2 separate regions of the Mus musculus genome follow, and region 2 is linked to region 1. The links are chromatin loops, found by intact Hi-C in ENCODE. Cell type or tissue: left cerebral cortex. All regions are shown on one strand. Links, peaks and the distances in the headings refer to the core of each region. The heading gives the core; the rest is flanking DNA.

Region 1 (8,329 bases), core at 112-8,111:
TTCTCACAGCGGGGTCTTTGAACACACACTTGAGGACAAGCTTTGTAACTGACCATCCATGTGAACCTAAGGGCTTTGCTTGTATGTTTGCTTGAAAGACCTGGGCTCTCCTGGCCCTCATTTTCACCCCTTACTTCTCTAAGCCCCACTTATGTTACTCTGTCATTTCTTAGGGGCTTCCGACAGGTGGATAAAAATAATTATTTTTACTTCAATTTTTTTGTTTTGTTTTGTTTTGGTTTGGTTTTGGTTTTGGTTTTTGGTTTTTCGAGACAGGGTTTCTCTGTATAGCCCTGGCTGTCCTGGAACTCACTTTGTAGACCAGGCTGGCCTTGAACTCAGAAATCCGCCTGCCTCTGCCTCCCAAGTGCTGGGATTAAAGGCATGCGCCACCACCGCCCGGCCACTATATTTTATAGCCAATCTTTTTACTCTATTCTGGCCTCAAGAAGATGACAGTAAGCATTTTTAAAGCTGTAGTTAAAATTAAACTTCAGCTTAATGGACTTGTGCTGGGCTAGGAAAGAACAGATATGCTAGGCTCCATTTTGTGTTGTGTTGTGTTTGTTTGTTTGTTTAATGGGAACCATCTTGCTGAACTGTTAGAAGTGTTATTTTCTTTTACACTTGATTTTACTGTTAAATGAAAATGAAATAAATCTGGTTTACTTGGCTGTAAGTGGAGGACATTCCAATCCTGCTTTGTCCCTTATCACTGCTAAAATCACACAAGTTGCTTCTGGTGTCTTTTGCTTTCTTTTCTGTCATTAATACTAGAGTCTGAGACATTGCTCTGTTTCTCACTTTTCTATTTTCTTTTGCTTCTTATTTATTTTGAGGCAGAGTCTCATGCAGCCCAGACTAGTGTTGAACTTTGCGTGTAATGGAGGATGACCTTGAACTTAAGATCATCACCGCCAGGCCACCTCATGTGATGCAGGGGATCAAGTCCTGTGCTTCCTGCTTCCTGCGTACTAGGCCAGAACTGTCTCAATTAAGTGACATCTCCAGCCCCCAGGCTGAGATCCTTGTCTCTGTCTCTGTCTGTCTCTTCCCTCCTCTGCATACATGTGGATATGTATGTGTGTGTGTGTGTGTGTGTGCATTCACATACAAGTGTTCATACATGTGAAGGTCATAGTGGCCTCTGTTGCTCTTAGCTTAGGAGACAGGCTCTCTTATTGAAGCTGGAGTTCATTGTTGGGCTAGACTAGCTTCCAAATAAGCCCCCAGAATTCTCCTGCTCTGTCTTCCTAGCATGGGGTTACAGGTACATAGTGCACACCTCATTCATGCTGGGGGCCTGAACTCAGGTCCTCACATTCGCTTGGCAAGCGTTTTATTTGATTGAGCCATCTCCCCAGAGAACTTTCTACCATGACCTCCATTCATCTCTTTGTGTTTTTCCTACCTCACCCTTCATGACCACATTACTAAAAAAAAAAAAAAAAAAAAAACTAGCCAAAAAACCAAAAACCCCTCGTCTCCAGACTGTTGACTTGTTTATCCTCTTGTACACATGACCCACTAGTAACTAAGACCCTTCTTTCTTCACCAGGCCGCCCAAACCTTCTTTTCCCTTCTTAACTCAATTTCTTGATCTCCACACTTTTTACTTCTTTCACATTTGGGGTTTCATAGCTAGTTCTTCTCCCCAGATGAATCTTTCTTCAACCTTACTAACCCTTTGTAACCTTATTTATCCTCTAAGTTGTGTATTTCCAGGAAGTGCCTTTTACTAGACGTGACTAATTCTGACCTCTCTTGTTGTATCTTTTTTGTGCTTAAGCACCATTGATTCCTAGAGTCACACTTTTACTTTTTGGTTTGCTTTTGTTGTTGCTGATTATGTGAGTGTTGTATGTATGCCAGTGCGCACTTGCGCTTTGTTTGTTTGTTTTTTGAGACAGGGTCTCTCTGTGTAACCCTGGCTGTCCTGGAATTCACTCTGTAGACCAGGCTGACCTTAAAGTCAGAGATCCACCTGCTTCTGCCTTTGAAGTGCTGGTAAAGGGGTGTGCTAAAGGTGTAGACCACCATGCCTGACTTGTTTTTTTTTTTTTTTTTTACTTTCCTCCTCTTGTCATCTTTTGATCCTTCTATACTTGGCTGTTTCTGTATGGCATCTCCATAGTATTGATGAAACTGATGGTCCCAAATGTTCTTAACACACTGGACATGATGAAGCATGGGGCCTGTTTGGAGAAAGAGTCCTTCCTCTGTGGGAGCCTGATAGTTCCTTGTCTAATGTTCCTCTTGCTGGGCTCTTTTGTCAGATCTCTCCCATAGCTCAACAGCTGGGAAGAAGGAAGAGTATGTTTTTGTGTGGAGCCTGAGCTGTCGGGGGGCATAACATTCAGTGGTTCTTTGTCTGCCTAGGCCCATCTGGAGAGGCCATCCAGATCCATCATCAGACCCGGCAAAACATGGCAGAGCTGCAGGGCAGCAGGCAGAGGGACCCTACCCACTCCTCTGCAGAGCTGTTGGAGTTGGCATACCATGAAGCTGCCGGGAGGTGAGGTTTGCACAGTGCTGAACAGACAGCTGATGAAATGGCACATTGTGACTTAGAGCACACTCGGTCAGGACCCTCCTTTGTCAGCCAGTGTCAGTCCCATCCCTGGGTACAAGCCATCTGCCTGGCATTTTGCCTGTAATATTACCAAGGCCCTGCTTAGGTATATTTTGAGCTTACATTTTGTAAACTTCCTAGTTTTCTTCCAAACCTTGGTCAAAGGCGAAAATGAGCTATCTATTTTTTTATCTCAGGGTTAGCCTATAGAATGCTGGGACAGGAGATTCAGCCTTAGACAGCCTTCCTTTACTTGGCATGTTGGTTTTTTAACAAAATATTTTATAAAGCCTCTGAAGAGTCAGTGTAGGAAGAAAGACACTTAAGCCTTGATGAACATATTGGTCCTAAATTGCTTTGGGAACCACTTTGCAAAGAGCAGCCTTCTTGGTCCCTTCCTTAGACATTGGACATCTTCTTTGCTGGGGGTGTTCATGGGAGATCTGGATGGTGTGTGGCCCTTTTCACCAGGTTTACTGTGGTATATCCTTTCAGGCATTTTATATCTTTCCTTTGTTATTAAGCGGGCAGAAAGGGTCTAGCATGGTGGTAGGTAAGCAACCAGGGAGAGTGTTCAAGGCTGACACAGAAGTGAAGCACTACTACATGATTGAGGTGTGGATCCTAAGTGTTGCTTCTTTTTCATTAGCGTTTCCAATCCCATATGCCCTCTCCCATACACTAGGATACAGGGTGAACAGGAAAAAAAAAAGTGATGATCTACATTAATTAATCCAGGTGGCCTGGCTTTGTTCTCTGCAGGCACAGCACTTCCCGCCAGCCTGGTGACAGCATGTCCTTGAACTTCAGTGGAACGGAAGAGCTTTCTGTCAGCCTGCTTAGCAACAGCAGTACAGGTAACTCATCTAAGAAGAGGTGGGATGCTCCAAGCAGCCTCACATCTAGAAGAGACACAAAGGCCAGAAAAGCAGGACCATGTCTATTTTGGGGATCTTTTCAGCCACATGTCGTGGTGACCTATTTAGAAGCACTGCTGTATAATGCATGGGATTATAAATGGGCTGCACATTACATTTTTAGCTGAGAACATGTTGGTCAAGACATATTTATCATCGCTTTGTCAGGGAGTCCTGGCTGAGGGCTTGTGAGGTGTTGAGGGCAGCACCAGAGTCCGAGTAGGAGTAGTCTGTACCCTCAGAAAAACAAGCCCACAGGGGAACATTGTGATCTCTGTTATATCATCACAGAATAAAAAGAAGCCTGTGGGTGGTAGCATACACCTTTTCAATTCCAGCACTCCAGAGGCAGAGACAGGCAGAGCTCTGTGAGTTTGAGGTTAGCCTGGTCTACATAGTGAGTTCTAGGCCAGCCAATCCTATATAATAAAATACTGTCTCAAGAGAAAGAGGGTGGAGGGAGGCCATGTGGTTATGCTGAAAAGTAAGTGTGCATCTCAGGCTTGAGGGGTGGAGATTGGCTTGGTGGAAAGTTATAAGGAACAGATTCTTCTTTTTTACTCTTTCTGACACTTTTATTATCCAGTAATCCCAGGGAGGCATGTATTACTAAGTACAGTACATGGACAGTTGATGCCTAGATATGCAGAGGTACTAAACTAACCTCTCAAAGCAGCCTGGCACCCTCATTTGAGCATTCTAGTCAGCGTGTCAGGGAACATGAGTTTGGAAAGCTACCTTTTCTGCAAAGCGGGTATTGTACAAGATGAGTGTGGGAAGATTTAAACAACAGGATGGCTGCTTCATCATGTCTGTGTCCTATAAAATGGCGTGTATTTCTAGAACTTGGCTTAAGGTTTATGGAAGTAGGGGCTGGAAAGATGGCTCAGCAGTTAAGAGCAACAGTTGCTCTTCCAGAGGACCCAGGTTCAATTCCCAGCACCCACATGACAGCTCACATCTGTCTGTAACTCCAGTTCCAGGGGTTCTGTAAATTAAAAAGAAAATAGAAAAGGATTTGGAAAGTAAAGCTGTGTAAAGGGGGCCAGTGATATTGTTTTTAGTCACTGGTGGGTTAATCCAGCCATGTTCCTATAGCCCAAGTATAAGTGCTTACATCGACAGTAAGAGATCCCCAAATGGTTTTAGTCGCCTTCTATTCATTCATTTTAAATGAGAAACAAGTAAAAGTTTGTTTGGTACTGTGGAAATAGTTTCAGTCATATATTCAGGGTGCTTAAATGGCTGCAAGATTTTCTTAAGTGCCTGCAGAATGTCACAAAGGCAGCGATTCTATCACTTGGCTGAAGTAGGAAGCCAGATTTTAGGAACCAGTTTGAGTTTTCCTGGCTTTGGGGTAGAAGGTTACTAAGGAGGGCTGATCTGGGTTTCTGGACCATTCTTTGAGCTAGCTAGACTAGTGATTAGAAGCAGGAAGAATTAATTGAACCCAGATGGTAGCAGCCAGCACCAGGATCTACTCAGAAGAGCCCAGTACCATGGAGTATTGCTGAGATACCACATGGTTCCCTCTATGTAGCTTTTGGAATCTTAAGTTTCCTGTTGAGAACAGAGTGAGCTTTAAAAGGGTCTTGGTTTGAAGATGGGTGTGCAAGATCTTTACGTGATATTGTCATAGCCTCTAAGCCGAGAGTTTCCTGGCACCCTTTGTCATCACAATCCACACTATTCTCTTGAGGCAAGGTCTTTCTCTGAACCTAGAGGTAGACTTGCAGCCAGAAAGCCCCCTCAAGTCTCCTATCACTGTTCCCTACAGCATGGTTCTTATAGGCACAACACTAACAAGTGTGGCTTCCAGGAATTTGAACTCCGTCCTCTTGCTCGGACACTACAAGCTCTTACCTGTTGCACTGTCTCCCCAGGTATGGTTTGCTTCCTTAATTCGCAAAACTATACCTCTTTCAGAAGTGTTTAAACTTCTATTTACAGGAATCAGAAATTATAAAGATATCAGTTCTCATATCCTCAGTGGCCTTTGACTTGTATCTCCTTTGGGATTCTTTTTGAGGCAGTTCCCTTATGTGATAACAAGGATGAGAGAAAGCCCTCTCACTAGGATTTGGACTGTAAATCATTCAGATGTAGTGTGGTTTTCACATCTCTACTAAATTAGAATATGTAGATAATGCAATGTGTTGTGACTGACAGGCAGCTTCAGGGATATGGGTACAGTTCAGTACTAGACCACTTGTATAACATGCACAAAGCCCTGGCTTTGATCCCAGGCCCAGGGGTGGGGGTTAGGCAAGGTGCTCAGGAGTGGCAGTGGAAGTGTCACTAGAGGAGCAGAGGAAGCTGCAGCAGAGTGTTGCAGAGCTTCTGCCTTAGGTTGTACTAGCAGGCTGTTAAAATCAACTTCTGGAACAGTGCAAGACTATATAGAGTTCTAAAGGAAATCGTTATATGATCCGAGATACTTTATTAATTTGATGTAATGTGACATTTTGTTTCTTGTTAAAGTATTACATGAAACAAAACAAACAAATCCCATCCATCTAGATCCGTGTCCCCACAGCATTATGAGGGTCAAAAGTAGGCTGGGTTTGGTAAGGACAGAACTTAGAATTCTTGTTCTGGAGCTAAACTCCAGATAAACTGCATTCCGAATGCCTTTAATCCCAGCACTTGGAAGGCAGAGGCAGGCAGATCCCTGAGTTCAAGGCCAGCCTGCTCTACAGACTGAGTTCCAGGACCTCCAGGGCCACATAGAGAAACCCTGTCTTGAAAAACAAAACAATCCTTGTTTTGTTACAGAATACATTGAAAAACATAGCTAATAAACATTTCACTTATTAAAAACAAGAGAAAAATCAAGAAAACCAGTTCTGTGACCCTACCTCTGCCTCCTTTGGCTTGAAGCTTCTGCCGTCTGCAGGTACCCAAGTGTGACTCAGACTTCCTGCATCTGGACCTGATTCATGCATGAGTCATGCCTCTCAGAATACTGTCTCTGTGGGTTCCCTTTTGGCTCTGCAGGAGTTTGTTTTGAGCAGGGTTGTGAGACCTTGTAGCTGTATTGTTCACTTCTCTATGCTGTTAGCAGCGTAAAGGCAGTTAGTGGGTCTTGGTAGATAGATTTCTATCCTTCTGCCTTTTTACTGGTATTGGAGAGACTGAAGCTAGGACCTTACATAACTAAGCACTTACCTACCTAGTTATGTATCAAGAACCTATTTAAACAACAAACAGGATTGAAATACTGCTCAGTTGGTGGAGTGCTGGGTCCAGGGTCCCATGCCTGTCCTACATGAAAAGCTGGGATTGGTGGAAGTAGATGCCAACAGAAAATGAACTCAGTGGCATCTTTGGAGGCTACATATCTTATAATGTCATAAATGTCATGTCGGTCAGGGCTTTTAAAACATTTTCCTTATTGTGTTTATATATATGTGTGTTTCTTTTACTGTATAGATCCTTTGTGTATATATTATTGCTTCCAGTGTTTTTATGGGATCCCTGATAGTGTGAACAAGTAGTCTAGGATCTCTATCTGTTTCTTGTGCCTTTTTAAAGGCTCTTTTCCTGTTTTGTTCTATTCTTATGTATTAGTTTTTGTTTATATTATATCTTATTATTATTCCTTAGAAGCATGTTTGCTTTCTAATGAGAGACAAAAGGAAATGGATCCGGATGAGAGGGGAGGTAGGAAGGAACCAGGAGAAGTAGAGGGAGGGAAAACAATAATTATGATAGTATGTGAGGAAAAATAGATCTTTTGTTTGCTTGTTTTGAGACAGGGTTTCTCTGTGTGGCTCTGGCAGCCCCAGAATTCACTGTGTAGACCAGTCTGGCCTTGAACTCAAAATCCACCTGCCTCTGTCCACTGAGTGCTAGGATTAAAGGCGTGCACCACCATCCCCTGCTTTGGTTTGAATTGCTTTGCTTTGCTTTTTTCTAAATATTTATTTATTTATTTATTTATTTATTTATTTATTCTATTCATGTGAGTACATCGTAGCTGTCTTCAGGCATACCAGAAGAGGGCATCAGATCCTATCACAGATGGTTGTGAGCCACCATGTGGTTGCTGGGATTTGAACTCAGGACCTCTTAACCACTGAGCCATCTCTCTAGCCCCCCCCCAGCTTTTATTTTCAATAAGAGGAAGAAAAATCCAAGTAGAAGAAAAGGAAGGGAGGGATGGGGAGAGGGAAGAGGAAGAAAGGAAGGGAAAGAAGCTGGGCTTAGGGAGTTACAGAGTTGGCTCAGCAGGTAGGAGCTCTTGGTGCTTTATAGAGGTTGTGATTCCCATATGGTGGCTTGCAACCATCTGTAACTCAAGTTCCAGTTGTCTGATGCTCTCTTCTGACTTCTGTGGGCACCAGGCATGAATATGGTGCACAAACATACATGTAGGCAAAACTGTTTGTAAAATTGAATAAGCAGAGAAACTGGGCTCAGCCCTGGGAGAGAGGAAGGAGGTCTGCAAATTCAGGACCATTCTCTGCTGCCGGCGAGCGTGAGGTCAGCACGGGACACAAGAGACCCTGCCTGGCAATAACAGACAAAACAGGCGCAAACGCATCTCACTGTTTAATTTGCTGTTTCCTAAGTGGACACTGGTGTGGAATCTATTTTTAAATGTGCTCGTTTGCCTTCTGTGTGTGGTGTTGAAGGGTCTATTTAAATATTTTGTTCATTTATTTATTGGGTTGTTAATTTTCTTCCTCTTGAGTTTTGAGAGATCTCTTTATATTCCAGATGCAAGTCCTTTTTCCAGATTATGTGATTTTTCAAGTGCTTTCTCCTGTGTTATTGCTTTTTTTTTCTCTAAAGATTCACAAAGAATTTATAAATACATGTTATAGTTGAGAGGGAT
Region 2 (8,329 bases), core at 34-8,033, 90 kb after region 1:
ACCAGAGAAATGGCAACTTCCTAAGGAAGTAAGAGGCAGGTTCCTTGAAATAACAAGGAATCTGAACTTTATGGTCACAAAGATGGTAGTTCAAATGCTAACGCCTCTAACTGCAGGCCTTGGGTAAACAGGTACCTCTCTGAATCTCAGTTTCTCTATCTGCTCAATGGGTATAAGAGAAATAGATCAGATGTGCTGTTAAATGGTATAACACAATGCCTGATGCCTGCTGGTTGGCCAGTAATATCAACCTTATTGATATTTTTTGCAGAAAGCAGATACTAGAATCATGCTCAAAACAGGCAGAAATTGAAAGGCTTTTTTTTTTTTTTTTTTAGACAGGGTTTCTCTGTATAGCCCTGGCTGTCCTGGAACTCACTTTGTAGACCAGGTTGGCCTCGAACTCAGAAATCCGCCTGCCTCTGCCTCCCGAGTGCAGGGATTAAAGGCGTGTGCCACCACGCCCGGCTTGTTTTTGTTTTTGCTTTTTAAAAGTGCCCGCCACATAAGCTTGGTGACCTGAGTTTGGTCTCTGGAACTCACAGCAAAAGGAGAGAATTTATGTCACTTCAGCACACATACACATAATTTTAAAAAAAGAAAGGATGCAAAGGAGGAGTAGTTTAAAATAAAAAGGGACAGGTCTCACAGTGTAGCACAGGTTGGCCCCAAATTTGTCTCTTATCTATGTCTCAAGTGCTGTGACTACAGGTCTCTACCATGCCTGTTATTTCTTTAAAAGATTTATTTTGCTTATTTTAAGTTACATGTAGGTATTTATGTGTGTATGTGGATATGTGCACTGGATTGAGTTCAGGGATCCGAGAAGGCATCAGGACCTGGAGTTACAGGTGCCTGGGAGCTACCTGAGAGCGGGGCTGGGAGCCGACTCAGGTCCTCTCCAAGTGTAGCTCTTAGCCACTGAGCCATCTTTCCAGTGCCCTGCAGAGCATCTCCTGTTGGAGAAACCGGGGGAGCAGGCTCTTTGAAGGTGGGATTTGCTGGACCTATGTCATGGGACATGCCTTTAAACCTTACACTTTGGACACAAAGGCAAAAGGATTACAAGTTTGAAAGTTCGAGGTCAGCCTGGGCTATGTGAGGAGAACTTGTCTACAAAAAATAAAATTAAAAAAAGGGGTGGGGGGAGGAAGCAGTACTGAAGAAACAGAAAGGCTCGGAGGCAGAGATAAGGACATCTTAGTGGGTAGAAATTTGTGGGCAGAGTCTGGGAACATGGTGTGCCCAAGATGTCCAGGGAGTGAGTAATGAGTTTTAAAAGTGGCTTCAGGCTCATGTTGTAAAGAGCTAGGTGGAAACTCTGATATCGTTTAGTAGGGAAGGATCCTTCCATAAGCCCTGCGCTGCAGAGCAACCTCCCACCCCACCCTGGGGCTCTGCCTTCCCCAGTGGCCTTGGCCCTCACAGATTGCTTTGTTTCCTGAGTCAGGGCCAGTCCACCACAACCGTCTGGAAGAAGCCGGGAGGCTGTAGCAATCTGTTTGCCTCCTACTAACATCCTGGGAAGGAAAAGATGGTTTTTTAGCACAGTTGCCTGGCAGAGAACCTTGGCAAAGACTAGTGACCCTCTCCTTTACTTCCCATTTAAGGAACCATTTAAGGAGCACTTGACAGTTACAATCTCAGCCCAGTACTCAGAAGACCCTCAGAAGGTCACGGGCAGTGGTGCAGACAGTGGTGAAGACACATCTGGGACCAAGTGTCTGTACTGTGCTGCAGTTGGCAAGCCGAGCACTTGCCTGGCCTCCTTCCCCCTTACCTTTAGAATGGGAAGAGTGCTGGCCTCACCTTAGCTAAATGGTAGTGTACTGGCAAGCTGCCGCCTCATGACTGCTAGGAAATGAGGATTTGTTTCCTTGTTTCATCGATAAGGTCTCAGTCATTGATTGATTGATTGATTGTCAGGGTCTCCCTTATGTAGCTCTGGCTGTCTTGAAACTCACTCTGTAGATCAGTCTCTGCTTGAACTCAGAGACCCACCTGCCTTTTCCTCAAGAGCCCAGAGATTAAAAGTGTGTGCCACCATGACCAGCTTTATTTACTTATTTGGAGTGCTAGGAATTAAGCCGAGAGTCTTGCATGTGCTTTGCAGGTGTCCTACCATTAAATTGCATTGTCAGGCCAACACCTATCTTTAGGAGCAGGCCTGGCTTTACCTCTTGCCATGCTGTTAGATTTTCCAAAGCCCCCAGACTTTCAGAGCTAGAAAGTTGAGGTCAGGACCTCAGGGCCATACCCACCCGCCCTGGCACTCCATCTTTACAGAAGGCTAACTGTCCACCAATGAGACTGTGATGGGTGCTCACAAAGCCCGAGGAATCCGCTTGCCTCTACCTCCCCAGCACTGGGACTCAAGCATGTTTCACCACACCTGACTGGCTTCTTACCACTCCAGGCTTGTGCAGAGGGCACTTTCCCTCCCCGGAGCTCTGCCTCCAGCACTGAGCACCGGCTACATGCTCAATACTGCAGTAACCCCAGCAAAGGTGCAACTGGCTCATGCCAGGCTCAAAAACTGAGGTTTGCTGGAACTCGGGGCACGTGCCCGCAACCTGGGAACTCCAGGGGGGATGGTAGGAGAATCACAAGTTTGAGGCCAGCCTGGACTACATGTGAGACTGTTTCAATGTAACAACAACAAACTTTCAAATAAATAAGGACCTGGCAGCCATGAGCTGGGATTTGAGTGGTTAGAAGGTCCCCATCTGTTAAGTTTCACCATATTTGAAGAGCCACCTCTACTAACACAAATCCTGGTTAACAAACCAGGCTAATATTTCCCCTAACAAGTATCTTAAGTGTGTGACTGTGTGACAGTGACAGGTGATATGGGGGTGGCGCATGCATATATATATATATATATATATATATATATATATATATATATACACACACACACACACACACACACACATATATATATCATAGCTGGGTGTGGTGGCGCACACCTTTAATCCCAGCACTCGGGAGGCAGAGGCAGGCGGATTTCTGAGTTCGAGGCCAGCCTGGTCTACAGAGTGAGTTCCAGGACAGCCAGGGCTACACAGAGAAACCCTGTCTCAAAAAACAAAACCAACAAAAACAAAAACAAAAACATGGCTCCTGAGCAGTCTTCAACATGAGCACACACACACACACTCCTCAGTGAACCTAAGGCCCCTTCTTCTGTGCTACAGTGGGCTAGATTTTTCTTATGTGTGTGCATGGCTTCTCTTTGTGTAACAGCCGTGTGTGTGTGTGTGTGTGTGTGTGTGTGTGTGTTTCAGACAGGATTTCTCTGTGTATCCCTGACTGGCCTAGAACTCAGAGATATGCCTGCCTGTTCCTTTGTTTCCTGGCTACTAGGATTAAAGACATGTTCCACCATGCCAGACTGTTTTGTTTTAATTGCACTTTTTCTAGCTTGAGGTCCAACCCAGGGACCTTTAGCACAGAACGACAGGAGCGGTGAAGGCTTAGTGTCCAGTCCATCGCCACAGAAATCCAAGAAGACACTGAAATTAGATTTTGGCCCCTCCACAAATAGGATATGTCACCTTGCCTTGAATTTTTGTTCCTTCTTCCACTGAGCATCAGGCCCTCCAGGCCAACACTGCACCTCTGACCTATAATCACTAATTCCCTAAAAAGATTTGAACCAGGCTAAGTCGACCCTGATAGTTGCCAACTTTTGGTTTTCCTAGGTTTACCAGGGTTGTAGATTGCACTTCTGCTTTGAAGAATGGGGGACCTGCTGAGCCTTTCCCGGAGTGGTTGTATGAAATAGGTTAGTGCTAGTCAAGGCCCAACAGTAAGTCAGGTCCCCGTAGGTATGTCCTGAACGCTACTCCGCTCTGCCAAGTTCCCTATCCCTTCCTGTGCAAGCCAGAGCTGGCCCAAGGTCAGTTTTAAGGATGGCACTACCCTGCAGTATTGTGGATTCTAGTGTGTCTGTGAGGGGCTGTCCCAAAGGGCAGGACCCACCCCACGCCGCTGACAGAGCTGACCGCTTGCTGGAGGTGGCAACACCCAACAAAGCCGCCCCTCGGTCCGGGGCGCCTCGGCTTTTCCATACAGGGTTATCTGCGGGTATCTGCTTCTCAAGCCCGAGCTCTATCATGGGTTCTGTAGCGTTTTCCTGGCCAGGGCTGCGACAACGCCTGCCTGCGGAACCACCATCGCCGCGCCCCAGCCGCTCCCCACCCTCCAACGCTGCGGCGGTAAACTGCAGTACTCCTAAGGCGCCTGCGCAGCTCTCCAGCGCGGCCCTCGCCGCGGCTATTTATAGTAGGTGACGTCACCTTAAAAAGACCGTTAGGGCTGGGCCGCCCCGCCCCCTCCCGTAGCTCGGCGGGCTGATCCGAGTGCGCAGGCGTGGTCGCGTCCTCCCCGCCCGCCCGCCCGCCCGCGGCGCCCCCTATCCTCTCTCGGCGGCTCCGCGGCGCTCGCCACAGCGCGTGCAGCCAGCCAGCGAGAAGGCGCGAGCGGCGGCGCAGCCTGCAGCCTCCCGCCAGCCGGCGAGCCAGTGCGCGTGCGCGGTAGCGGCCTCGGCGGCGACCGGGAAGCGGACGGGCGGGCGAGCGAGCGAGCGAGTGAGCAGGCGGTGTGGGCGTGCGAGGCGAGGCCGAGTCGCGAGCGACATGGGGGATCGAGAGCAGCTGCTGCAGCGGGCGCGACTGGCGGAGCAGGCGGAGCGCTACGACGATATGGCCTCCGCCATGAAGGCGGTGAGCGCGCTGGGGAGCCGGGCGGCCGGGGGCTGCGGGGCGGGGCGGCCCGAGCCTGGGCGGCGGCTCTCTCCCTACGCGCCGCCACCTTTTGGGCGCGGCGGCCGCTGGACTCTCCGTTTCCTGCGGCCTGGCCGGGGCGGGGTCTCCCCGGGAGGCCTCTCGGTGGCTGGCGGGCGGGGGTCGCCGTGTCCTAGCGCAGAGCCCCGGTGGGGGAGGGGGTGCCCGAGGAAAGGAGGAAGTCGCGTTCCTGCTTCTAGACCCTTCTGCCGGACCTGGGCGAAAGGCGCTTTCCTTCCACCATTCACCCACTTGTAATAAAGGCTCATCCGCGAGTGGAGACCCATCTCCTGGTTTTCTCTACTACGACCGGTTTGGTTTGCTTGTCTGAAGTTGTTTTTTTCCCCCACTTTCCACACCTCGGGTCTGGCTTTGTGTGGGAAGACCCCTTTCCAGCAGTCCTGGGCGTGAAGGAGGGTGTGGGTCCCTGCATACATCCCAACGGTCCATGCTGCGTGCCTTCCTGGAGATGAAATGAAAACGAAGCAACCCTGGGGGCCTTTGCATTCCTGAGACCCTCAGAGATGGATTCTGGAGCTTGATTTCCGGTAAAGGAGACCTGCCCAGCCACACCCTAGTCAATAGCTTAGCCTAGAGCCTACCTGCCTACCCAAGACTTTGGAGTTCTGTTACCACATCACTATAGACAACTCTTCACATCATCCTGGGTTTTTTCTAAAAGAATATTTCTTGTCAAGGTCACACAGTGGCAGAATTACAACTGTGGCCACCTAGCTCTTAAGACTAGGGAGAAAATTTCCTTGGATTCCACCTTAGACTTCTAAATACATAAACATTTTTGAGGGTGAGACCCAGAAATCTGCATTTTAGCAGCCCTTGGGCAGTTTTTAGCTGACCTAAGTATTAACTGCCCTGAATTGTAGCTCATATGACCTATGGCTAGTCTTTGAAAGGCTTTCTTAAACCCACATACTCCATACACATTTAATTTGGAAATTGTATTTTGATACTACATGAAATAGAAAATTGAGGCCAACATTTAGGATTTTCTCAGGTAAGAACAATAATCAAGTTAGCTTTCCTCCAGGGTCCTTGTACACATTCAGCAGGATGTCTCTGGAATCCAGCAACATCACAGGCAGGCCATTTGTTGATTCCTTGGTGATACTGATTTCAGCATTATGGTATGCTTTTCTGGTTAGAAGCATTCATTTATACCAGGGAACATTCTAGGTTTGGGGTATGAATTTTTCTGAAGAAATTGTGGATTCTTTGAGAAAATGAATTTAAAATAACAGTTTTGCAAAATTTTTTGGAAACAAGACTGATATTACTAAAGTGTACCCTGAAAGCCACCTCTATCCACACACCAAGTCACTACTAAATGTCTAAATGTTTCTGGTATTGTGCAAGTTGAGGCCTCTCCCTGAACAGCTGGCTTAGGGGGCCTTTGCTCCATATGTGAGTGGGCTTGGAGGTTTGGGCAGTTTAGGGAGGACCTCTGAAAATGAAGAGGATACACAGTAAAGGGGAAATGGCCATCAGATGTCTGGAGCTATCAACTATCCTGAGGTGGGAAGAAAGGAAAGACTAGAGAGAGATTATAAGAAAAAAACAATTTTAGCAGGAAAAAAAAGAAAAGGTTTCTGGTGTGTTTCTAAATGGCCTTGAAGAGTGTTCTGCAATTTCCTGCTTGTATCCACAGATGTTCTCCGAGGCATTGAGGAAACATTTTGCAAAAGCTAATGGACCTTTGTGTTTGAAATTTATAATCTATGTCTAAAATGATTCATCAGTTGGAAAAGATATCAAACATTGAGAATTTAATATTTGTACCATCAAATTTATGGTAAAACATTCCCTCAAATAAACTGTTAAAAACGAGGAGTATTTTCTATCAGAATTCATGTTTGTCCCACCTGTATTAATGGGATGTACTTTTATCTCATTTGCCTGTTGGTATAGTTTGTAGATGAAATTCTTTTTTTTTTTTTTTTTTTTTTTTTTTGGTTTTTCGTGACAGGGTTTCTCTATGTAGTCCTGGCTGTCTTCGAACTCAGAAATCCACCTGCCTCTGCCTCCCAAGTACTGGGATTAAAGACGTGCACAACCACTGCCCGGCGTAGATAAAATTCTTAATAAATGTTAATGAGTCACCCATTAATAAACCTTAATTAAGCTTTTGGGAAGAGTGAATTCTAGTAAACTTATATTGTTTGCTTTAATTTTTCCCCTTTTAGATAGGGTTTCATGCATCTCAGGCTGGCCTCAAACACATTAATAGATGAGGTTGGCCTTGAACTCCCGATGCTGCGGCCTTAACTGTCAAATGCTGGGCTCACTGGTGCGAACCACCGTGCCTAGCTTATCTCGGGGTGAATGTGGCCTTGCTTTCAGGCAATTGAAAGGCAGGTAAGTATGTAGTTCTAGAGAGTGAAACAAGACACTGGCTGGATGGGATGATCTGAGGCCATTGTTCTGACTTTGAAAGTTAGTTCTCCTGGCTTCACGGTCTCTCAAGTATAAAAGTAGGAATGTTTGTACTACAAGTCATTTTTTGGTCTTTAATCTTCAAGGTTTTCTCTCAATTTAAATGGTTTAATCATATTGCTATAATGTTTCTTAATCCAGCAGCGTCACCTGGAGGACAGTAGTGGTAAACCTTAGGGATTGTGGCTGGGCTTGGAGCTCAGGTGGTAGGGAAGTTGGCCTAGTATGTTGAGGGCCCAGTTTTGATTCCCCAGCAACCTTCCCTCAGTACATTAGAAATAGTGGTGTTCCTTCAGATGAGTTGAAACTCAGTATGAAAAGTCAACACATGCTTCTGAACAGAAGCTCAGTAAAGAGACCTTTAAGCTTTTCCTGATCTCATACCTTGCCAGGTTGGTGGGGTTTAATGTGGACTCTGAAGCAAGCTTATTAAGTGGGATGAAATGTTACTGTAGAAGGACTAGGATATCAGGAAAAAGGGAAACTAGGCCTCCGGTGAATATTGGTAGGTAGAGAGGTGGGCATAATTCAGTCGCTTCTATTCCGGAATCAGTTATATCAAAACATAGGTGGTCATTGTGAAATTATAAAATAAAAACACCGTGTCGTACAGTCTTAGAGTCTCACTGACTTCAAACCCAGGATCCTCTTGCTCGGGCCTCCTGAGTGCTTGGCTTACAGGCTGTGCAGTCACACCCAGCTGCTGTAGTCTTAGTGTTGGCAGAGCATAAAGAGAAATGTTGGATTTGATGACTATGAAATTCAGGATGCAGAAGTGCATTTAAGGAAACATGAGTTGGACAAGAAGAGGTAAAGGCTCTTGTTGCCAATAGCTGGGAGATTGTGAGAAATGGGAGAAGCAGGTGCTGTGTAAAGGTGAATGCCCCGGGGAAGGCATAATCCTATGCTTTTTTCTTTTTTCTTTTTTTTTCCTTTTTTTGAGACAGGGTTTCTCTGTATAGCCCTGGCTGTCCTGGAACTCACTCTGTAGACCAGGCTGGCCTCGAACTCAGAAATCCGCCTGCCTCTGCTTCCCAAGTTCTGGGACTAAAGGCGTGTGCCACCACTGCCTGGCCCTGTGCAATTTTAAA

Evidence for each region. A loop is a pair of places that touch in the nucleus more often than their neighbours do. Peaks named below come from ENCODE experiments on the same cell type or tissue, not always from the same donor. Only the 100,000 strongest peaks of a DNase experiment are listed, where the experiment ranks them.
Region 2: it touches region 1 in a loop (3-fold over the local background); 11 of 42 quality-filtered maps call a loop at or near these places.

The regions. Positions count from the first base shown.
Region 1 is chr5:32,924,511-32,932,839 of GRCm38, forward strand. It overlaps Depdc5 (DEP domain containing 5), which reads left to right. Exons shown (of 43, transcript NM_001170567.1): 23 at 2,380-2,515; 24 at 3,335-3,429. Among named protein-coding and RNA genes, the nearest start is that of Depdc5, 65 kb to the left of the region's middle. In left cerebral cortex, for the core only: no CTCF peak of the experiment used is centred there; DNase peaks (open chromatin) are centred at 3,639, 5,749 and 6,439; H3K27ac peaks cover 3,669 bases.
Region 2 is chr5:33,014,428-33,022,756 of GRCm38, forward strand. It overlaps Ywhah (tyrosine 3-monooxygenase/tryptophan 5-monooxygenase activation protein, eta polypeptide), which reads left to right and starts at 4,389. Exons shown (of 2, transcript NM_011738.2): 1 at 4,389-4,727. The coding sequence starts at 4,641. In left cerebral cortex, for the core only: CTCF peaks have their summits at 4,244, 4,449 and 7,398; DNase peaks (open chromatin) are centred at 1,276, 1,463, 4,296, 4,942 and 1 more place; H3K4me3 peaks cover 4,566 bases; H3K27ac peaks cover 6,723 bases.